2 separate regions of the Homo sapiens genome follow, and region 1 is linked to region 2. A link is an interaction called in ENCODE POLR2A ChIA-PET data of the cell type or tissue named here. Cell type or tissue: Panc1. All regions are shown on one strand. Links, peaks and the distances in the headings refer to the core of each region. The heading gives the core; the rest is flanking DNA. Region 1 overlaps TMEM156 (transmembrane protein 156). Region 2 overlaps TMEM156 (transmembrane protein 156).

The links. Peaks named below come from ENCODE experiments on the same cell type or tissue, not always from the same donor. Only the 100,000 strongest peaks of a DNase experiment are listed, where the experiment ranks them.
Region 1: POLR2A ChIA-PET joins it to region 2 with 5 read pairs; 5 of 35 experiments call an interaction of 5 or more read pairs at or near these places.

What each region holds. Positions count from the first base shown.
Region 1 is chr4:39,012,473-39,029,188 of GRCh38, forward strand. The region is part of intron 1 of TMEM156 (transmembrane protein 156); the gene reads right to left. Among named protein-coding and RNA genes, the nearest start is that of TMEM156, 12 kb to the right of the region's middle. In Panc1, for the core only: CTCF peaks have their summits at 12,748 and 12,947; no DNase peak of the experiment used is centred there; H3K4me3 peaks cover 122 bases; H3K27ac peaks cover 3,618 bases.
Region 2 is chr4:38,958,761-38,967,172 of GRCh38, forward strand. TMEM156 (transmembrane protein 156) reads right to left here. Exons shown (of 7, transcript NM_024943.3): 7 at 7,984-8,412. Among named protein-coding and RNA genes, the nearest start is that of TMEM156, 69 kb to the right of the region's middle. In Panc1, for the core only: no CTCF peak of the experiment used is centred there; no DNase peak of the experiment used is centred there.

The DNA.
Region 1 (16,716 bases), core at 10,489-15,488, 62 kb after region 2:
AAATCTGCCAAAGCAATTAGGAGAAAACATTGATTAGAAATAGGTGGAGAAGGTCGGGTGCGGTGGCTCACACCTGTAATCCCAGCACTTTGGGAGGTCGAGGCAGGCGGATCACCTGAGGTCAGGAGTTCGAGACCAGCCTGGCCAACATGGTGAAACCTGGTCTCTAGTAAAAATACAAAAATAGACCGGGCATGGTGGCTCACGCCTGCAATCCCAGCACTTGGGAGGCTGAGGCGGGCAGATCACTTGAGGTCAGGAGTTTGAGACCAGCCTGGCTGACATGGTGAAACCCCATCTCTGCTAAAAATACAAAAATTAGCCTGCCGTGGGGCAGGTGCCTGTAATCCCAGCTACTTGGGAGGCTGAGTCAGGAAGAATTGCTTGAACCAGGGAGGCAGACGTTGCAGTGAGCCGAGATCACGCCACTGCACTCCAGCCTGGGCAACAGATTGAGACTGTGTCTCAGAAAAAAAAAAAGGAAAGAAAAAAAGAAAGAAGTGAAGGAAACAATGCTTGGAAGTGTTGGAAAAGAGTAGTATGAGGCTGGACATGGTGGCTTACGCCTGTAATCCTAGCACTCTGGGAGGCTACTGTGGGTGGGTCTCTTGAACTCAGGAGTTCGCGGCCAGTCTGGGTAACAAAGTGAGACCTCGTCTCTATAAAAAAAATACAAAAATCAGCCGGGCATGGTGGCACATGCCTGTAGTCCCAGCTACTCGGGAAACTGAGGTGGGAGGATGGTTTGAGCCTGCGAGGCAGAGGCTGCAGTGAGCAGAGATCTTACCACTGCACTCGGCACTCCAGCCTAGGCGACAGAGCCAGAACCTGTCTCAAAAAAAAAAAAAGAAAGAAAGAAAAAGAAAACAAAGAAAAAAAAAGAGTAGTATGACATAATTGGTTTATTTATTTATTTATTTATTTATTTATTTATTTATTTATTTATTAAGACGGAGTCTTGCTCTGTCGCTAGGCTGGAGTGCAGTGGCACGATTTCGGCTCACTGCAACTCTGCCTCCTGGATTCAAGCGATTTCCCCTGCCTCAGCCTCCCGAGTAGCTGGGACTACAGGCACACCTCACCACGCCCAGCTAATTTTTTGTATTTTAATAGAGACGGGGGTTTCACCATGTTGGCCAGGATGGTCTCAATCTCCTGACCTCATGATCCACCCGCCTCGGCCTCCCAAAGTGCCGGGATTACAGTCATGAGCCATCGCGCCCGGCCAATTGTTATAATTATTTACAGACAAAAGTGTGTATTTAAAAAAGCTAAAACAGTCAACTGAAAAATGGTAAAAATTAAGAGGATATATCTGTAATGTAGATATACCTATACATTTCACTATGTAAGATCATTCATCCAAAGGTTTAAATACTGTCAAATACTTATATTTTATAATTGTAGTGTAATGTAAATATATAGGCCATGGTCTGCAACTTAGTTTCTATAAGGGGTCATTTAGTAAATGTTTTAGCCTTTGTGGGTCATATGGTCTCTGTTGCAACTACACAATTCTCACCTTATAGGATGAAAACAGCCACAGAAAATGCATATAAAAATGAGTATGGCTGCATTCCAATAAAACTTTATTTATGGATACTAAACTTCAAGTTTAATATAATTTTTATGTCATAAAATATTCTTTATTTCCCAACCATTTTAAACAAAAGAGGCTGTAAAAGACCATAGTTTACTGACCCCTGAATAAGCTATAAGTGATATTATCACGAGTCAATCTGCCATGTATTACGACATCAAAAACAGCACTGTCAAAGTCCATATCATGTCATGAAGAATTTCATAAACTTAATGGAAGAAAGATGATTGACTAACAGATATATAGGCAGGAAGATAATTTTGAATGTAAAGGTTAGGAAGGGCAGGTAGAAGACATTGAGGGGTTTAATGAACCAATGAAATCATCTTCTCCAGTTTCTGTAGATAGAATCACAATAAATTCTGATGTTGCTTTTGTCACATCCCTATGCAAAAATCAGCAAGAGCCAGGTGTGGTAGTTCACACCTGTAATCCCAGCACTTTGGGAGGCGGAGGTGGGCAGATCACTTGAGGTCAGGAGTTTGAGGCCAGCCTGGCCAACATGGTGAAACCCTGTCTCTAATAAAAATACAAAAATTAGCTGGGCATGGTGGTGTGTACCTGTAATCCAGCTACTCGGGAGGCTGAGGCAGGAGACTCTCTTGAACCCAGGAGGCTGAGGTTGCAGTGAGCGGAGATTGTACCATTGCACTACAGCCTGGGCAGCAAAGTGAGACTCCATCTCAAAAAAAAAAAAAAAAAATCAGCAAGAATTTCCCAGTAAATAAAATTTTCATCTTTTTTTAAAAAAGAAATAAATAAATGTCTCCTCTTTTTTATGCTTTGAAAAAAATTACATAAAATTACATTTATCTGTTTGGTCTGTTTCTTGAAAGTTTGGCAGGAATTGCCTGGAAAATCATCTGAAACTAGTGTGAAAATCATCTGAAACAGAGAAGATTAAAAACCATGGACTGAGTTTCTTTAATTGTTGTAAAACTCTTGAGCTTTCCATTGCTTCCTAAGTAAGTTTCCTAGATATGTGTCTTTGTGTTTCAAATTTATTGACATAAATTATTCACAATATCCTCTTATTACATCTTTAATTTTGCTATGTCTGTAGTTATATCCCTTTTTAATTTCTAACATTAGTTACTTGTACCTTCTCTCATTTTTTTTATTATTCAGTTTTGGCAGGCAGAATAAGTGTCCCTATCTTAATTCCTGGAACCTGTAAATATATTACATAACATGGCAAAGTGGAATTAAGGCAGAAGATGGAATTCAGGTTGTTAATCAGCTGATCTTAAAATGAAGAAATTATCCTGGATTATCTGGGTGGATCCAGTGTAATCATGAATGTGGAATTGGGTAGCAGAAGAGTCAATGTCAGAGTGATACAATATGAGAAAGACTCAGCAGGCCATTGCTGGCTTTGAAGATGGAAGGAGGCCACAAGCCAAGGAATTCAGACAGCTTCCAGAAGCTGGAAACAGCCAGAAAATGGATTCTAGTCTAGAGCCTCCAAAAGGAACACAGTCTTACTGATACCTTGATTTTAGCCCGGGGATACCTCTGTTGAATGTCTAACCTATACTGTGAGACAATACATTTGTGTCATTTTAAGCCACTAAGTTTATGATCATTTGTTACAGCAGCCCTAAGAAATTAACTGATACGGTTTGGCTGTGTCCCCACCCAAATCTCATCTTGAATTGTAGCTCTCATAACTCCCTCATGTTGTGGGAGGGACCCAGTGGGAGATAATTGAATCACGGGGGCTGTTTCTCCCATACTGTTCTCATGAACAGTCTCATGAGATCTGATGGTTTTATAAGGGGAAACCCCCTTTTGCTTGGCACTCATTCCCTCTTTGCCTGCCACCAAGTACAAAGTCCTTCCGCCTTCCACCATGATTATGAGGCCTCCCCAGCCACGTGGAACTGTGAGTCCATTAAACCTCTTTTTTGTTTATAAATGATGTATGTCTTTGTCAGCAGCATGAAAATGGACTAATACATTAACATATGAATCTTTCCAGTGGTTTATCCATACAAATAGTCCTTTAAAATAACCAGCTTGGCTGGGTGTGGTGGCTCACGCCTGTAATCCAGCACTTTGGGAGGCCAAGGCAGGCAGATCACGAGGTCAGGAGATTAAGATCAGCCTAGCCAACATGGTGAAACCCCATCTCTACTAAAATACAAAAAATTAGCCGGGCATAGTGGTGTGAGTCTGTAGTCCCAGCTACTCAGGAGGATGAGGCAGGAGAATTGCTTGAACCCGGGAGGCAGAGGTTGCAGTGAGCTGAGATCACATCACTGTACTCCAGGCTGGGCAACACAGCAAGACTCTGCCTAAAAAAAAAAAAAAGAAGAAGAAAGAAAGAACCAACTTGTGATTTTATTGATCCTTTCTGTATCTATTCTTTTAAGTTCATTGACTTTTGCTCCTGTGTTTATTATTTCCTGCCATTACTTTCTGGGTTTATCTTATTGTTCTTTTTCTGATGTTTTAGGTATAAGCATTTAAAGTTATATGTTTTGGTAATATTGCATAAGTTTAAACAGATAGTATTTTTTAATCATTCAGTTACAGTATTTTCTATTCTCCATTATAGTTTCTTCTCAACTATAGGTTATTTAGAAGTGAATTTTCTAAATTTCCAAATATATTACCTATTTTTAGCTTTCTTTTTGTTACTAGAATCTAATTTAATTTCATTTAGTCAGAGAAGTATATTAAAGATTGTTTGAAATGTATTGAGGCTTGTTTTTATAGTCTGGTATTGTATTAGTCTATTCTCACGCTGCTAATAAAGACATACCCGAGACTGGGTAAATTATAAAGGAAAAAGGTGTAATGGACTTAAGTTCCACATGGCTGGGGAGGCCTCACAATCATGGCAGAAGATGAAGGAAGAGCAAAGAGATGTCTTACATGGTGGCAGGCAAGCGAACTTGTGCAGGGGAACTCCCATTTATAAAACCATCAGATCTCATGATATTTATTCACTATCACAAGACACAGTATGGGGGAAACCACCCTATGATTCAATTACCTCCACCTGGTCCCACCCTTGACAAGTGGGAATTATTACAATTGAAGGTGAGATTTGGGTGGGGACACTGCCAAACCATATCAAGTATGTATTTCTTCTTTTTTTTTTTTTTTTTTTTTGAGACAGAGTCTCGCTCTGTCTCCCAGGCTGGAGTTCAGTGGCACCATATCAGCTCACTTCAAGCTCCGCCTCCCAGGTTCACACCATTCTCCTGCCTCAGCCTCCCGAGTAGCTGGGACTACAGGTGCCCGCCACCACGCCTGGCTAATTTTTTTTGTATTTTTTTTAGTAGAGACGGGGTTTCATCGTGTTGGCCAGGATGGTCTTGATTTCCTGACCCCGTGATCCACCTGTCTCAGCCTCCCAAAGTGCTGGGATTACAGGTGTGAGCCACCGCACCCAGCCCAAGTATGTATTTTTATTCCCTGAAAAGAATATGTGTTCCAGATGTTGAGTTCAATATTCTAAATACATCCATTAGATAAAACTAGCTATTTGAATTGTTTGAATTGTCTATATTCCTATTCTTCACATGGTTGTATTTTATGACTGGGAAGTATGTTTAAAATCTCCCACTAAATAATGGATTTATAATTGTCTTTTTAAAGCTATCTTTGTTGGGGCATATAAATTTAGAATTGATGCATATTCTTGTGAATTGAAACTTCTATCCATATATCCTGACCTTCTTTATTGCTAGTAATGATGTTAATCTTAAAATCTTACATTAATACCATGGCATGTGCTTTCTTCAGTTACTATTTGTTCCGTATATTTTTCTCATCTTTTCACTTTTATCTTAATGCTTTAGATAGGTCTGTTTTAAATGGCATATTTCCGGAAATTGCTTTTTTAATCTAGTCTGATAATTTTTTGTCTTTTTACCTGGATAGATTTGCCCATTTACATTTACTGGGATCATTGGTATATTTAGATTTAATTATATCATATTATTAATGCTTCCTATTTGTACCATGCTTTCTATTGTTTCTTGCCTTTCTGGCTGTTAAATTGATTCAGTGATTTTTTTTTCTCATTCCATTATTTTTCCCTTTAGTTATGTGAGGTTAGATACTATATTTCTATTATTTTAGTAGTTACCATAGTAATTTTTAACATGCATTCTTAAAGCCTAAAGTCAATCAACAGTTAACCTCTCTCAAACAATACAAGGGTCTTAGGATACTTTAACTCGGATCATCTCCTTCCTGACTTAAAGGTTACTTTTATACAGCATTTTGGTTCTATCTTGTTTTTTCACTGACATACAAATTAGTTGAGTTTTTAAATTTTATGCATCTAATATTTTCAGGATTTGTTTAGATTTACTCACATGTTTATAATTGTTGTTGAGGTTTTTTTCCCTGCCATTTCTTCTTGCATCTCTGCCCTTCCTTCTGGGATTACATTCCTTCTCCTAAAGCTAATTATTTAGAAGTTCTTTCACTGAGGGTCTGATGATTGTAAACTCTCTGTGTTGTTTACCTGAAAATATACATCTCACCAATTCTAGGTCAACAAAAATTTTGCCTCAGCACTTTGCAGGCATTTTTCACTGCCTTCTGATTTTCATTGTTGTTTTCAAGAGATGAGCTATCAGACTATTGTTCCTTTAAACTTTTTAAAGACAATCTGCATTTATCCCTGGTTATTTAAAGATCTCTTGGCCGGGCACGATGGCTCACACCTGTAATCCCAGCACTTTGGGAGGCCAAGGTGGGCAGATCACCTTAGGTCAAGAGTTCGAGACCAGCCTGGCCAACATGGTGAAACCCCGTCTCTACTAAAAATACAAAAATTAGCTGGGTGTGGTGGTGGGCTCCTATAATCCCAGCTACTCAGGAGGCTGAGGCAGAAGAATCACTTGAATTTGGGAGGCAAATGTTGCAGTGAGCCAAGATCACGCCACTGCACTCCAGCCTGGGCGACAGAGCGAGACTCCATCTTAAAAAAACAAAACAAAAAAAAAAAAAAAACCTCTTCAGTTTTCATGCTCTGCAGAATTTCTCATCACTTATTTTGCTTGGGATTTGTGGGTTTCCTGAATTTGAGGATTTACGTCTTTCAATGATTCTGTAAATTTCTTAGCCATTGTCTCTTCAAATATTGCCTTTACCCTATTCTATTTCTTCTATCCTTTGCAGCTTTGATTAGAAATAGCTCCCTTTGCTTTCCATGTCTCTTAACTTCTGTGCTATGTTCTAGGTAATTTCTTTAGATCTCTATTCCAGTTCACTAATTCATTATTTAGTTGCATCTAATCTGTTCATTTCATTCCTTGCATTTCTAATTTATTATATTTTTCACAATTAGAACTTCCAGTTGGTTCTTTTTCAAATCTGCCTGGTAACTTTTAATAGTCTTTGTTCCTTGCTCATATTGTTTTTTAGAATCACAAAATGTGGCAGAGCATTGGATCTCCCCACATATTTGTTTTATATTATTTTTAGGCTGGGGGAATAAACGACTCTGTTTGTCCTCCCTATTAACTTTGTGTGTACGAATTGTTGCTATTTTTGCTATTTTCCCAATCACAGTACCTTACATTTTGCTTTAAACTTCATATATTTTCAGGTGCCTTTCCCCAAGTTTTATTAAGGTATACTTAACTAACAAAAATTATATATATATTTATGGTATACAATGTGATGTTTTGAGATATATATATTGTTAGGTGATTAAATCAAACCTAATAACATATCCATCACTCACATACCATTTTCGTTTGTGTGTGGCGAGAACATTTACTCTCTTAGCAATTTTCAAGTATATAATCCATTATTATTAGCTATAGTCAATATGCCATACAATAGATCTCCAGAACTTATTCATCTGTCTAAATGAAATTTTGTATCCTTTGACCAACAACTCTCCATTCCCCTCACCCCACCCTGTCGTCCACGGTAAACATCATTCTATTCTATTCTCTGCCACTGTGAGTTCAACTCTTTACGACTCCATATATAGTGAGATCATGTGGCATTTTTCTTTCTGTGCCTGGTTTATTTCACTTAGCATAGTATCCCCCAGATTCATTCATACTGTTGCAAAAGACAGAATTTTCTTCTTTGTTAAGGTGGAATAGTATTATCTTGTGTATATGTACCACGTTTTCTTTATCCATTCATTCACTGATGGACACTTACATTGATTCCATATCTGGACTATTGTGAGTAATGCTGCAATGGATATGGGAGTTCAGAGTGATTCCACATCCGGACTATTGTGAGTAATGCTGCAGTGGATATGGGAGTTCAGAGATCCTTTGACACACTGATTTCCTTTCCTTCAAATATAACCAGGAGTGGGATTGCTGGGCGATATGGTAGTTCTACTTTTTTTTAAAGAGACAGGATCCTACTATGTTGCCCAGGCTGCTCTCAAACTCCTGGCTTCCAGCGATCCTCCCAACTCAGCCTCCCAAGTAACTGGGACTACAGGTGCATGTCATTGTGCCTTATTAGTAGTTCTTATTTTGAATTTTTTTTATTTTTTTTGAGATGGAGTCTCACTCTGTCACCAGGCTGGAGTGAAGTGGCATGATCTCGGCTCACTGCAACCTCCACCTCCCGTTCGAGCAATTCTCCTGCTTCAGCCTCCCGAGTAGCTGTGACAACAGGCACATGCCACCATGTCCAGCTAATTTTTGTATTTTTAGTAGAGATGGGGCTTCACCATGTTGGCCAGGATGGTCTCGATCTCTTGACCTCATGATCTGCCCACCTCAGCCTCCCAAAGTGCTGGGATTTCAGGTGTGAGCCACCGCACCCAGCCTAATTTTGAATTTTTTGAGGAGCCTTTATGCTGTCTGTCATAATGGCTGTACTATTTTACATTCCCACAACAGTATACAAGGGTTCCCTTTTCTCCACATCTTCACCAGCACTTGCTATATTTTGTCTTTTTGATAATAGCCATCTTGGGTGTGAGATAATATTTCACTGTATTTTCATAAAATTTCAATTTGTATTTCCCTGATGATTAGCGATGTTGAGAATTTTTTCATATATGTATTGGCCATTTGTATGTCTTCTTTCAAGAAATGTCAGCCTGATGCAGTGGTTGATGCCAATAATCCTAGCACTTTGGGAAGCCAAGACAGGAGGATCGCTTGAGCCCAGGAGTTTGGGACCAGCCTGGGCAACATAGTGAGACCCCGTCTCTACAAAAAAAATTTAAAAATTAGCCAGTGTGGTGACCCACACTTGCAGTCTTAGCTATTCAGGGGGCTGAGGTGGGTGGACCGCTTGAGCCCTGGAGGTCAAGAATGCAGTGAGCCATACTACATTCCAGCCTGGGCAACATAGTGAGACCTTGTCTCAAAAAAAAATAAATAAATAAAAAGAAAAGAAAAGAAAAAAATGAAAAAAGAAAAAAGTAAAAAAGAAATAACTCTTCACTATCCTTTGCCCATTTTTAAATCAGGTTATTTTCTTGCTGTTGCATTGTCTGAATTCCTTATATATTTTGGATATTAAACCCTTATATATATGGTTTGCAACTATTTTCTCTCATTCCGTAAGTTTCTTTTCACTCATTTCCTTTGCTATGCAGAAGATTTTTAGTTTGATACAATCTCATTTGTATATGTCTGCTTTTGTTGCCTGTTTTATGGGTCATAACCAAAAAAATAATTGCCTAGAACAATGTCATTGATATTTTTCCCTATGTTTCCTTCTAGTAGTTTTACAGTTTAGGTCTTCAAGTCTTTAATCCATTTTGAATTGGTTTTTGTACATGGTGTGAAATGAGTCTGATTACATTCTTCTGTGCTTACTCATACTTTTTGATGTAATATTTTCTGTACTGAAACAAGCTAAATATTTTCTATTTTATATCTCATAATTCCAATATCGGAATTCTTTGAAGATCCGATTCTGCTGTTTGTTGTTTCTGTTGATTCTTGTCCATTGAGTCTTCACGTGTTTTATCATTTTTGATAATAGCTATTGTTCCTTGGAATTTTACTTTGGGAAATTATTTGAGGAATGGTGTAAAGATGTTTTCCTCCAGAGAGGATTGGTGTTTTCCTCTGGTGAGTGTCTAATGGCACCATTAACCCAAAGTGACTTTAACTACATTCCTGGATTGGACTTTTCACACGTCACAGGTAATGATTCTCAACATCCAAGTTATGGCCAACTGTGTTTATAAACTCTCAAAGGACTCTTTTTCCTTTCTCCACCCATAGCCAAAGTGAAGACAGACAAATTTCCTCAAAACCAGACATAATTTGTGCTAGATTACTGTTTTATGGAGCATATCACTTTTTAGTATCTCAGTCATATCTCAGTCTTACACTTTGCCTTCTGTCTCCTGACGTATGACCCAGTGAAACTGAAATTCCAGGCCACCAGAGATTTGCAAATGCTCCTGAGGCACAAATTTGTTCACTCTTGCTTAGCCATACGTATTTATAATTCCTACTCATTTTCTGCCTCCAAGGAGTCTTATTGTCTTATCAGTTTAACTCTACATTTCTAAAGTTTTAAATACATTTTATTTCACATTTTTAGATATTTTGTCCCAGGAGTATTTTTCAGAGTATGACTGCAAGAAAAGAAATCTCAACTATCCGTTGACCTCTACCAATAAGTGAAAACTTATTTGTAGAATATCTTTCCATAAAATTTTAATGTAAATTAAAATCTTCATTATTTGACAGATAGTAGGCACACCAGAGGCTACTCTAGGTCAACTCACATTTTCCCAAGACCTCATTAACTAGTTGTCAGGGAACTTTGGAAGAAATGTAGATTATTTCTTTGACTATACATATTCTAAGTGTTATTAATTCAGTATATTAAATATAAACTAGAGAAAATGAGAATTTTTTGCTACTAGAAATATTGCTAGTACAACCACTTTAGAGAAACATCTGTCAGCTTCTTGTAAAATTAAACGTACCCAGTGAAATGGACTAACCGTTTGTGTACCCCTAAAATTCCAATATGATGGTATTTGAAGGTGGGGTCTGTGGGAGGTAATTAGGTCATGAGAGTGGAGAGCTAATGGATGGGATTAGTGTCCTTATAAGAAGAGACCAGAGAGGTAACTAGTCCATCCTGTAAGAATACAAAGAAAAGTCAGCATTCTGCAACCCAGAAGAGGACCCTCATCAGAATCAACCATGCTGGCATACTGGTCTTGGATTTCCAAACTCCAGAACTGTGAAGGCTGTTGTTTACAAGTTACTCCGTCTACAGCACTTTGTTACAGCAGCCCAAGCTGACTAAGACACCCAGGTATTCCACAACTAGAGCATTATTGAATAGAAATAAAAACATATACTGACACAAACATTTGTACAATAATGTTCATAGCAGCATATTTATAATAGCCCAAACTTGAAATAACCCAATAGATAAAGGGACAAATGTTGTGTATTTATATGATGGAGTACTTTGCAACAAAAAGATAGGAGCTACTAAATCACTCAGTAGCATGGATGAATCTCAAAAACATGCTAAGTAAAGAACCCAGACCAGGCCAGGCATGGTGGCTCACGCCTGTAATCCCAGCACAGTGGGAGGCCAAGGTGGGCGAATCACTTGAGGTCAGGAGTTCAAGACTAGCCTGGCCAACTTGGTGAAACCCATCTCTACTAAAAATACAAAAAATAAAAATAAAAAAATCCAGGCATGGTGGTGGGCACCTGTAGTCCCAGCTACGCAGGAGGCTGAGGCAGGAGAATCACTTGAACCCAGGACGCAGAGGTTGCAGTGAGCCAAGATAGCACCACTGCACTCCAGCCTGGGTGACAGAGTGAGACTCCGTTTAAAAAATAAAAAATAAAAATAAAAAAAGAAGCCAGACCAAAAATATTTACTGTGTGATGAGTCCATTTACACAAAATAAAAGAAGAGACAAAACCAATTTATGGTGACACAGGTCAGATGTTGCCTTGGGGATGCTGGAGGAGATTTGAAAGGAAAGAGCCAGAGGAATCTTTTGTTTGTTTATTTATTTGTTTGTTTTTTGAGATGGAGTCTCGCTGTTCCGCCCAGGCTGCCATGAAGTGGCGCCATCTTGGCTCACTGCAACCTCCGCCCCCTGGGTTCAAGTGATTTTCCTGCCTCAGCCTCCTGAGTAGCTGGGGATATAGACGCGTGCCACCACACCCAGCTAATTTTTGTATTTTTAGTAGAGATGTGGTTTCACCATGTTGGCAGGCTGGTCTCTAATTCCTGACATCCTGTGATCTGCCTACCTTGGCCTCCCAAAGTGCTGGGATTACAGGCATGAGCCACCATGCCCAGCCGAGCCAGAGGAATCTTTACTGGGGAGATGTAAATCTGTATCTGGTATGTGATAGTAGTTACACAGGTGCACACGAATGTCAAAATTCATGAAACTGAACACTTAAGATCTTTCCATAAAGAAAATGTGGTATTATATACACCATGGAATACTATGCAGCCATAAAAAAGAAAGAGATCATGTCCTTTGCAGAAACATAGATGGAGCTGGAGGCCATTATCCTTAGCAAAATAACACAGGAACAGAAAACCAAGTATCACATGTTCTCAATTATAAGTGGGAGCTAAATGATGAGAACACATAGAGGGGAAAAACAGACACTGGGGCCTACCAGAGGGTAGAGGGTGGAAGGAGAGAGAAGATCAGGAAAAATAACTAATGGGTACTAGGCTCAATACCTAGATGATGAAATCATCTGTACAACAAACCCCAGTGACATGCATTTACCTATATAACAAACCTGCACATGTAGGCCTGAGCTTAAAATAAAAGTTTTTTAAAAAACATCTTTCCATTTTATCGTATGTAAATTATGCCTGTTAAAAACATAGTCGATTATTTCTAAAAATCTTTCACATTATTAGTTATTCTATAGCATAATTCAGCAATTTAAAAATATTAGCTGTCAGGATAGGAGAAACCTTATGGTTTAGCTGCCTAATTTACAGAGACATTCATTAACATATGATGTTTTCCTTTGGTCACAGGTCTGCCTTCTTTAACAGTTGGAATAGGCCGGGTGCGGTGGCTCATGCCTGTAATCCCAGCACTTTGGGAGGCTGAGGTGGGCAGATTGCCTAAACTCGGGAGTTTGAAACCAGCCTGGATAACATGGCAAAACCCTGTCTCTACTAAAAATACAAAAATTAGCCAGGCGTGGTGGGGGCGCCTGTAATCCCAGCTACTTGGCAGGCTGCGGCAGAAGAATCGCTTGAACATGGGAGGCGGAGGCTGCAGTGAGCTGAGATCGCACCACTGCACTCCAGCCTGGGTGACAGAGCAAGACTGTCTCAAAAAAAAAAAAAAAAAAAAAAAGATTGGAATAAACTCAAAAAGATTATCCACTTCAATAGCAAAAACTAGATTATATTTCAATTTGGAGGCCAATCATTGAAGGCTCTCTGGTAATATTGAGCAGAAAAGAGGGAAAAACATATCATATTGTGTATGGGTGATATATCTGTAGTGTCAGCCAGATCAGGAGCAAGGGACTACGGATTTATTCATAGGATATTTGGGAAAGACCATTTGAAATGTTTGCTGGAGGCAGGGAGCAAAGTTTGGGATAACTTTCGACATACCATAGCAATATTTGAAAGGCAGGTTTGAGACATAGGAGACTGCTCATTTTACTTGTCAAAATAAGAGAAGCAAATGAATATTATGAAATTCCCTGTAGATAAAGAAAATGGCAGGAAAATGACTCAGGGTAAAAAGACACATACCTTTCAAGTAAAATATTCTGCAAAATAAATTTCACACGCTAGCACAACTTAAAATCTCTAGGTTTGTGATGAAATTTAATCTTTCAAAAATATGAGGATAACACTTGGCCTGCCTAAATCACAAGATGTTTGTGAACGTCAGATGAGAAATGCCTCCTTCAAGGTTTTCTTTTGATTTCCTTAACAGTATGATTCAGCAAGTTTGCTCCCTCAACAGATATTCATTGAGTGCCCTTAATATGACAGACACTCTCTTAATTGCTTGAAACACATCAGTGAACAAAGCAGACAAAACCTCGGTTTCATGGAGCTTACATTCTATTTGGAGAAATCAGATAATTTTAAAAAATGCATAATAAATAAATCATATAGGTGATAAAATATAAGTGATAGGAGAAAAGAAACAGAACAGTGTAAGGGGAAGATATATCACCATATGAATGTTTTAGAGAAAGTCTTTTTTTTCTATTAAAGCAAAAAAGATATGCTACTCAGGAGGCTGAGGTGGGAGGATCACTTGAACCCAGGAATTGGAGTCCAGCCTGGGCCATAAAGCAAGACCCTGTCTCTCTTAAAAAATTTTTTTAAAAAATTAAAAAAAAAAGAGATATACTAAGGGAGCATTTATCCACCAAAACAATGAGACAAGCAGTTAGAAAGCACCCTAAGCAAGGATTGTTGGTAGGTATTGCAACCTAACAGATTAGAGAATAAAGCCAGTTCTGTCAAAGTGATGAAAAGCGTTATATTTAACACATTTTTTTGCCAACACCTAGTGCCTAAAATATATATATGAAAATATTGTGTCCATTAGTGGCCATTTTAAAATTGTAATGATTCAGAAAATTCAATAAGAAACAAAATCTGGCTGGGTGTGGTGGCTCACACCTGTAATCCCAACACTCTGGGAGGCTGAGGCGGGTGGGTCACTTGAGATCAGGAGTTCAAGACCAGCCTGGCCAACATAGCAAAGCCCCATCCCTACTAAAAATACAAAAATTAGCTGGACATGGTGGTGCGTGCCTGTAGTCCCAGCTACTCGGGAGGCTGAGGCAGGAAAATGGCTTGAACCCTGGGGTTGGAGGTTGCAGTGAGCCGAGATCACGCCACTGCACTCCAGCCTGGGTGACAAAGTAAGCTGTTGTCTCAAAAATAAATAAATAAATAAAAATTTTTAAAAAGAAGCAAAATCTTACCACAAAGTACATTTATCCATCTAGTTTTATTCCTTCTTTCTAAAGATTTTCAGAACATTCTCTCTTGAGAATGATGCTGCGCCATGAATGAGTAGAAATATTTGACACATTACTGTGAATTATTATTTTGTAAAATATATGTCAAAGTACTTGGCATATTACTGGCACATGTAAATGTATTTGTTAAAATAAAAAAATTGTTTAAATAGTCATAAGGCCTTATTGGGGATTACTGATTAAATATTTATGAATAAGAAAAAGAGCATTCATTTTTGAGAACTAGAATAACACTTTCAGGAAATTAATTGCAATTACCCTTGATGTGGTGGTCATTATAATATAGACTTAAACACTGTGAACATATGCTCATATTATGTCAGTTTATCCTATAGTTGCTTTATCCTTTGTTTTCTTCAATTTCACTGTTCATTATACCACCATTTCCTTCACAAAGCGTGAAAGAGAAGGGGAAATGAAAGCTGGTAAACAGAGTTTATGTCAGTTTGGCTCTTAAAAGAAAGTGAGGAAGTCAAAACAGATAAAATTAGGTCTGAGGTGTTTTCATCTATACTATTCCTTTTTTTTTTTTTTTTTTTTTTGAGACGGAGTCTTGCTCTGTCACTCAGGCTGAAGTGCAATGGGGTGATCTCAGCTCACTGCAACCTCTGCCTCCCAGGCTCAAGCGATTCTCCTGCCTCAGCCTCCAGAGTAGCTGGGATTACAGGCACATGCCACCACCATGCCCAGCTAATTTTCCTTTTTCTTTCTGTCTTTTTTCTTTTTCTTTTTTTTTTTTTTTTGAGAAGAAGTCTCGCTTTGTCCACAAGGCTGGAGTGCAGTGGTGTAATCTCGGCTCACTGCAACCTCCGCCTCCTGGATTCAAGTGATTCTCCTGTCTCAGCCTCCAGAGTAGCTAGGATGACAGGTGTGCACTGCCATGCCCGGCTAATTTTTAATTTTTTAGTAGAGACAGGGTTTCACCATTTTGGCCAGGCCGGTCTTAAACTCCTGACCTCAATTGACCCACCCAGCTTGGCCTCCCAAAGTACTGGGATTACACCGCGCCTGGCCCCAGCTAGTTTTTTGTATTTTTAATAGAGACGGGGTTTCACCATGTTGGTCAGGCTGGTCTCAAACTCCTGACCTCAGGTGATCCACCCGCCTCGGCCTCCCAAAGTTCTGGGATTACAGGCGTGAGCCACTGCACCCAGCCTCATCTGTGCTATTCTTATCCTGTATTGCCACAAATCACTGGGAGTACACTTGTGTGACTCACTGCAATTGCCACTTTCAGGAACTATTGATATACTGATATGAGAATATTTTATTTAATAATCGTCATCATTTCTTCTCTTGAAAAGTGCTTTTGCAAGCAGGTAAGAAGGAATACTAGGTGATCATTTGAACTCTGACAATTATTTATTTCTCTTTGCAAATGGAAATACAAGGAACGTCCTCCCAAAGACTGACGTGGAAGCAATACTTATGTTTCCATTGCATCTTGTTTACATCCCTGTTTCAGTTAATTCCTGTATTTTATTTAGTTGTTTGCCAGTCAGTTGTCCTCCCGACTGAAAACTCCTTGATCAAAGAGTTGTCTTTCCTTTTTGTAGCCCCAGGTTTCTAGCACAGGTGAAAGAATAAATAAATAAAAGATCACTGGGATTTACATGAGGGTTAGCCAAGTTCTGTCTTAAACACTGTAAGTCCAACAAAAACAGGTTGGAAAGTTTCTTATTTGGGAGTAAGCTAGCTCCCTTAATTGCAAGAAGCTCTGAATCAAAATATATCCACCACTCCCTTTTGTATCTCCATTATCTACATGTAATATAAATGCATCAAACCATTATATTAACTACTATATCTTAGCTGCCTTTCAAATAAATGGAAAGGTTAAAAAACACTGCTGTAAAATAGGTTATCTTGCTAATAGTGCATACCCAATGCAAACCCATTAAAAGTCTCACACAGTGTTGAAGTAGCTCCCTTTTTTGGTAAAGTTAGACTAAATAGCTTATACTGTGTAATTGTGATAATGGAATATTCCTACTAATAATTACTCAGAGACTCAGATACATTCTTGATGAAAAATTATCAAACAAGTTGCTTTATTTTTAACTTAGGACTTCAGAGGGCTTATTATTTCGAAATCAAATCTATTAAACATCATGAGTATATTATTTCTCATTAAGATTCCTTTTGAATTCATTTCAC
Region 2 (8,412 bases), core at 1,746-6,745:
AGGTCTATCTCTGAAACAAGCCTTTAAACTATACAAAGCAAACTGTCAGTCTGGGGGGGAAATGAGGATTTTAAAGTCACTATCTCCTATTAAATATTGCAGATAAACACACACAGAGAGAAAAAGAAGAGAAGTTGTGCTTTACACTAAAAAGAGACTTAGGGGAAAAAAGCAGCCTGCACTACCCTAGGGAAAGGAGACCTTGTCTTCTTTCCAAGTTCCATCATTGACAACCTCTGTGATGTGATCTTGGGTGAAACCCTCAACCGCTGGGGGCATCAGCTTCCTCAGCTGTAAAATGAGGGAGATGAACTAGATCTATAAGATTTCTTACAGCTCTGACATCCTATGACTTTATAAAATAAAATAGATGTTAAATGTATCCAGCAGGCAACAGAAACTAACTCTGGAAACGTACGCGGGAAAAGGATATTTTTGCAAGAATATCACTGGTAGCCCACAGAATCAAAGGGAAGCCTGGAGAACCAGGTTCAGAACTGATGTGGTTTGGCTGTGTACCCACTCAACTCTCATCTTGAATTGTAGCTCCCATAATTCCTACATGTCATGGGAGGGACCCAGTGGGAGATAATTGAATCATGGGAGCAGGTCTTTTCCATGCTGTTCTTGTGATAGTGAATAAGTCTCACGAATCTGATAGTTTTAGTAAGGGGATTTCCCCTGCACACACTTTCTTGCCTGCCGCCATGTAAGACGTGACTTTGCTCCTCCTTCACTTTCTGCCATGATTGTTAGGCCCCCCCCAGCCACGGAAAACTGTGAGTCCATTAAACCTCTTTCCTTTATAAATTGCCCAGTCTCGGGTATGTCTTCATTAGCAGCATGAGAACAGACTAGTACTAGAACCAAGGCAGTTTGGTGAGGATAGGGGATGTGTTTGGGGTTTAGAGGCAGGAATAACTGAACTATGTTACTGAAGTGAATGAGCTTCATTTTTTCCACCCTTACCTCACTGAATCCAAAACTCAAAGTCCTAAGATAGAGGGTCAAATTAGTCTAGCTCAAGTCACATGCCACTCATTGGCTGGTGGGCAAGAACCCTTGATTAATAGTCCCACCAAGACATTGTTCAACCTGTGAGAGGTGATTCCCTAAGAGGACATTGGGGTATGATTATGAGAAGTGCACTGACTACTGGGCAGCTCTTCACTACAAATGTTGTGTCTGTCTTTGTGATACCACACATTAATAGAACTTTTCTAAGTCAAAATCGATGGACTATTTTCACAGCCCATCTGAAAACAGATGTAACTTTGGATAGAGATATTGGCCCCATGACAACACTGTATCCATACACAGATGTGACCACCCATCACAAAATGTTAGACAATGACACATGCTTGCAGAACAGCCTTCGCATGCCTCAAGAGATTGTTCTGGGGGGAAAAAACACAAGTCTGTGTTTTGTTCTAAATGTTTCTCTCGGCTGGGCACAGTGGCTCACACCTGTAATCCCAGCACTTTGGGAGGCCAAGCCGGGCAGATCACAAGGGCAGGAGTTTGAGACCAGCCTGGCCAACATGGTGAAACCCCGTCTCTACTAAAAATACAAAAACTAGCTGGGCATGGTGGCGCTCACCTGTAATCCCAGCTACTTGGGAGGCTGAGGCAGGAGAATAGCTTGAACCCAGGACGGGGAGGTTGCAGTGAGCCAAGACCATGCCACTGCACTCCAGCTCTGGGCGACGGAGCATGACTCCATTTCAAAAAAAAAAAAAATTGTTTCTGTCTTTGCACATCTCCTTGGATGTGAGAAGGAACATTCACAGAGGCACCCAAGAGTCATTTTCCTCTTCTTCCGTGTTTACAGAGCCCTGTTTTTATTCTGATGGTCAATTCTCCTCCCCAACTTGAGAATCAGGTTAATCCTGATTGGTTGTAATTAGTCATGATGGTCCCATACCCCCTGCCATTGGGTGGTTTAAGGGTAGCTCTGTGACCTTGCTCTAGATGCTCTGACATGAGAATAAATCTGCTGGGGATGGAGGAGACTCCTTGTAAAGGTTTCTTCACTTGGATAGAGGACATTGTGGCTATAGGTGTGGTGGCTCATGCCTGTAATCCAAGCTACTCAAGAGGCTGAGGCAGGAGTATAGTTTGAGCCCACGAGTCCGAGACCAGCCTAGGTAACTAAAAAAGAAAAATCAAGGTGTAAAGATACGATGATTGGGCTGGGTGCGGTGGCTCATGCCTATAATCCCAGCACTTTGGGAGGCCAAGGCGGGTGGATCACGAGGTCAGGAGTTCAAGACCAGCCTGGCCAACATGGCGAAACCCCGTCTCTACTAAAAATACAAAAATTAGCCAGGAGTGGTGGTGGGTGCCTGTAATCCCAACTACTTGAGAGGCTGAGGCAGGAGAATTGCTTGAACCCCAGAGGCGGAGGTGACAGTGAGCTGAGGTCGCGCCACTGTACTCCAGCCTGGGCGACAGAGCAAGACTCCATCTCAAAAAAAAAAAAAAAGATGTGATGATTGTTGCTGCTATGGCCCCACCATTTAATATAATCTTTCCTTGAAACCATGAGAAGGGAAGCATGAACACAAACACCAACAATCTGAAGATGGCAAAGAGGAAAGAGAAGAAAGAACTTGAGTGCTTGATGATGAGTCTTGAATTAAGCAACTCTGGAAGCACCCTATTTAGAATTTCCCATTAGATAACATAATAAATCTCCTCATCATTTAAATCACTTTCACTTGGACCTTCTACTATTTGCAGAAGAATTATCTTTTTTTAGTTGACATGTAATAATTGCACATATTTGTGGGATATAGAGTAATATTTTGATACATGTGTAATGATTAAATCAGAGTAATTAGCATGTCCATCACCTCAAACATTTATCATTTATTTGTGTTGGGAACCCTCACAATCCTCTTTTCTACCTATTTTGAAATATGCAATACTGTTTTGTTAACTATAGCCATCCTGTAGTGACTATACAGTGACTTCCTCTCTGTAATTTTTTAACCATTAACCAATCTCTCCCTATCCTTCCCTCTCTCTACCCTTCCCAACCTCTAATAACTACAATTCTACTCTCTACTTCTACAAGCTAGTTTTTTTTTAGCTTTTGCATGAGTGAGAACATTTGGTATTTATCTTTCTACATCTGGCTTGTTTCCCTTAACATGATGTCCTCCAGGCTCATCCATGTTGCTGTGAATGACAGAATTTTATTTGTGTGTGTGTGTGTGGCTGAATGGTATTCCATTGTTTATACTGATATGGTTTGGCTGTGTCCCCACCCAAATCTCATCTTGAATTGTAGCTCCCATGGTGGGGAGGGACCCAGTGGAAGATCATTGAATCAGGAGGGCGATTTCCCCCATACTATTGTCATGGTAGTAAGTCAGTCTCATGAGATCTGATGGTTTTATAAGGGGAAACTCATTTTGCTTGGCTCTTATTCTCTCTTGCCTGCCGCCATGTAAGACATGGCTTTCACCTTCTGCCATGATTGTGAGGCCTCCCCAGCCATGTGGAACTATGAGTCCATTAAACCTCTTTTTCTTTATAAACTACCCAGTCTTGGGTATGTCTTTATTAGCAGTGTGAAAACAGACTAATACATATATGTACCACATTCTCTTTATTCATTCATCCATTGATGGATCTGTAGGTTGGTTTCATATTTGGGCTACTTTGAATAGGGCTGTAATAAACACTGAGGTGCAGGTAGTTCTTGGATATATTGATTTCCTTTCCTTTGGATAAATACCCAGTAATAGCACTGCTGGATCGTGTGGTAGTTCTATTTTTAGTTTTTTAAGAAACTTTCGTACTATTTTTCATAATGGCTGTACTAATTTACATTCTCACCAACAGTGCACAGGAGTTTCCTCTTCTCTGCATCCTCTCCAGCATTTATGTTATTTTTTGTCTTTTTGAGGATGGCCATTTGACTTGGAGTGAGATGATACCCCAGCATGGTTTTGATTTATATTTCCCTGATGATTAGTGATGTTGAACATTTTTTCATATACTTATGTCTTCTTTTAAAAAAAAGAAGTCTATTCAGAACCTTTACCAAAGTACATAATTCCCAGTTCACAGAAGATTTTTTAAATGTATATTTTAGTTTTCATGGCTCTAGGTTAATCTGGTAATACACCTTACTTAAATTTTCAAAACTTAAGAACTCCTTTCCACTCATTATCCTAAGATTGCCATCCATCATAATAGTACAAATAGTTGGAGATGGTGAAGAAACATGTAGACAGAAAAAGAAGTAAAATAGACAAGGAGACAGAGAAGGAAGTAAATGGAGTCAAATTATGAGAATAAACTGTGTCAGAAAATTGAGTCCAAGTCTTTATTCCACAATGTTTGACAGAAAGGGAAAGGAAGATAGTTCAGAGAGAGAGAAACAGACAGGAGTTCTCTACTGACAGAAGGAGAAGGTAAGGATGGATGCAATTCAGTACAATATTTGTCTATTTTTGAATTTTATTTTACTAAATATTAAGTAGGTACTAAAGTTCATTTTACAATATATATAAGCTATATAGAATTGTGACCCAATGAACTCTCATACACCTGCCCCCAAGTTTATAAAAGAACATTATCCTTGGGCTAGAAGGCCCTGATGTGTGGGCCTCCAATTCCATCCCCTTACAGATAACCTGAATCTACAGCCAACATCTGGCTAACTCCATTAACCCAGATGACTATTGCTTGGGAGAAGCAGGTTGGAGAGAAGTGAGTACCTATCATCAGAGACTCAGAAGCTGGAGATGATATGGTTCCCTCTCTCACTCACAGTCTGGTAGGGAAAGAGAAATGAATACAACTAGCTGTGGTACAAGGCAAGATGTGAGAAGTACCATGATAAGAGGACTAAATCCTAGAAAAACACAGAAACAACAGACATTGTTCCATCTGGGGTGAGCAGGGGAAACTTCATGGACAAGGTGGCCTATCTGCCTTTCGTGTAAAGGATTTATAAAGATGAAAGGAAAGGGCAAATGTAACAATCATTAAAAAGGCAGGGAAAAGAAGGTGGTCTGAATGACTATTTCATCCAGGGATGACTAAGTATAGGAGAGGGAAGAGTCCAACTTCAGGCTAGGATGAAAGTACAGAGTTTGGTAGAAATCCCCTGGAAAATAAAAATTCTTCTAGAAACTAAAAACTAGCTATAAGTTTGGGCAATATTTATTTTCTGCACACGGGAGTCTGGAAGGTTGTCATGTGTGTCTCATCTCTCCTCCTTTCTCTGCCTACCCTATCACCCCTGCATCAAATCACTTACCAAGCACCACCAATTCTCCATCCATATCCTCTCTTCTATCTCTTCTTTTTGTCACTCTAATTCCACTGTGTGCTTAATGACTGAAAGACTCCTGCATGGTGCCATGTTTCCTCTCTCCCTCTTCAATCTACACCTGAATCCTTTGAAAGGCAGGCTAGGGACCTGGCTGCTTAGCAGGACACAGAGGTCAAGGAGGTGAGTGTGGCTTACAGCTGGGGAGGAAAGCCTGCAGTGAGAGCCACGAACACAGGACTAAGCCACAGGTCATAGGGAGGGGGTATGGGTGGGTCAAGGTCAAGTTTGGAACCAACTGGAAAGCAGGGTACACGAAAAGCTAGTGGTGTCAATGGGAAGCCTTCAATCATACCAGGCACCAAGGACCACTGGTTGGTTTTTACTGGGGCCAGTTGTATGGGGAGGGGGACAGAACTACCAGGCTAGGGGAGGCACACAGAACCAGTGACCACATAACAACTCCAGTGAGATGTCTTCTTCCAGGGCCCAGTTCACCCAGCCTCCTTGCGCTCCTTGAAGACATCTTTGACAGTGCTCTCAGCCGCAGCCACTTCTCTCAGGCACGCCCTCCATCCATTTTGCTCCCTTTGCCCTGTCTCTACCCCACAAGGCAGATTGTAGAAGCTGCACAGGTTTTGCAGCCTGACCAACCTAAGACTGAAGAATATCAATCAATAGGATTGGTGAGCTTCACTTGGCCTCAGCTTCCTCAGAGAGAATGACACCTGTTTCAAGGCATCATTGTGAGGAATAAATGAGAGTACACGGGGCCCATGCCAGGTGTAGAGTGAAGGCTCGATAAATAGGTCTTCTTAATTTTTCAGAGACAGGGTCTCACTCTGTTGCCTAGGTTGGAGTGCGGTGGTACAACCATAGCTCACTGCAGCCTCACACTCCTGGCCTCAAGCAATCCTCCTGCCTTTGCCTCTCACAGTGCTGGGATTACAGGTGTGAGCCACTGCACCCGGCCTAGTGCTTTACCCAACAAATATTTACAAAGAACCTACTGTGAGCCAAACACCTTACCAGCTGCTGGGGATTTTATGGTGAGCAGAACCAGACATGTTCCCTGTCCTCATGCAGCTTCCAGTCTAGAGGGGAAGACAGACATTAATTCGTAACCACAAAAATAATGACAAAGTAACAGGTATGAAAAGGGCTATGGGGGCTGAGAACGTGTTTATTTGAGAGGTTTGGTGATTCTGAGAATCAGGAAAAGCCATCTTCAAAACCCTGCTCAAAAGCCTGCCCTAATTCCTCCCAACTGGAAGTGATCCTATTGGCTTGTAAATTCTCAGCAGGAAGCATGCATCCTGCAATTGACACTTAGCTTACCGTATTGTGTCCAGTATTTTCACCAGTGGTGTACACATCCTGTCTCCTCTGCCAGAGTGTAAATTCTCTGTAGGCAGAGTAGGCCATCTACATCTTTGCGTGCGTCACAGTATCTGTTAAAAGTCGATTATTTTAATGAATCGGCGAAATTAGCTTCCTGAAAGCTGCCACAATTTAACTGGACTCGAAGCTTTATGTTTGCTTTTTGCAAGCCAAGTTCTCATTGATTTCTAAGTCATTGGTCAGAACATAAGAGGTGGTGTGTAGGGAAACAATAATTTGGCTTCTGAGAAATTGCATAATATCCATACCTCACAGGGTGTAATGCCCCTTCACTACCGCTGAAAAATCCCAGACCTGAGTTTGACTCACCTATTATTTAGGGATACACAGACCAGAAAAAGTGAGACTACTGTAATTCCGTTTGCGAAATCTTCAATCTCTAAATTTTACAATTAGAATCTCAATTTGTGATCTAGAGAAAAAATAATCGAATACCAGAAAAAAAAACCTCTGTGTGCTGGAATATTCATGCCTGTTAGATTGCTTATGTAGGAAGGGAAAAATATCTTTTCCTCCTACCCTTTTAAATTCAGAGCTGAATCCTTTATAATAAAAGATTAACCAGAGAAAAACATAGTGGTTTATTTAAACAAGTTCTACGTAACACAAGGGCCATCCTCAGGAAGTGAAGATCAGAGGAAACAGTTACACTTGAGTGTTTTTAGTAGTAGGTTTGATGAAGAATGGAGAGACACTTGCAGAAATATGATCAGGCAAAAAGAGTACTAGATCTAATAGGAATAAATGGAGGGAAACTTAGCAGAGCCCGTTTGTTCAGATTCTCCTCTGGGTCCCTGTGTCTTGGGAGATAGGGAACTGCCTTTCCTCTGTGGATACAGGAAGAGCACCTCTCACATGAGGGTCCTATGATGTGTTTTAGAGGAAGGTCAGCAAAGGTTTTATTACCTGCTTCCGGGGAGAAAGGTGGCAAAGGAAGGTCAGAGTAATATTTCCACTTAAAATTTGCCATTTTCTCAAATCCTTCAGCTTAAAAAATTCAGTTTGCCAAGGTGCCATATTTTGGGGCAGCGTGTCCTCAACCCCATCACTGATTATTAAATCTGACCCTGCAGTTAATCCTGTAAATCAACTCAGATAAGCAACTGTAGCCATATAATGATGGCCAGGAGATTAAGTTCCACCTTAACTCTGGAAAAGCATGTTTATATTTTAATGTCAAGAGCTGCCCTCTTGTCTATATGTGCTTTTTTATTGTTATTAGTAACTATAATTATGCTTGACATTAACAATGGCTATAACAAATATGAAAGCCAAAAGAATCAAAGGAAACGTTTTGCTATTAAAGTACTTAAGTATTTTATTTAAATTCGTTTTATTGGTATCTTTGATTTTTTTTTTTTTTTTTTTTTGAGACAGAGTCTTGCTCTGCACCAGGCTGTAATGCAGTGGCGTGATCTTGGTTCACTGCAAACTCTGCCTGCCAGGTTCAAGTGATTCTCCTGCCTCAGCCTCCTGAGGAGCTGGGACTACAGGCGCGCACCACCACACCCAGCTAATTTTTGTGTTTTTAGTAGAGACAGGGTTTCACCATGTTGGCCAGGATGGTCTCGATCCCTTGACCTCATGATCCTCCCACCTCAGAATCCCAAAGTGCTGGGATTACAGGCATGAGCCACTGCGCCTGGCCTCTTTGAATTTTTTTAAAAACATCCTGGTGCTAAAAGGCAGCAAGATTCATAAATGCAAACAAACATATAAAT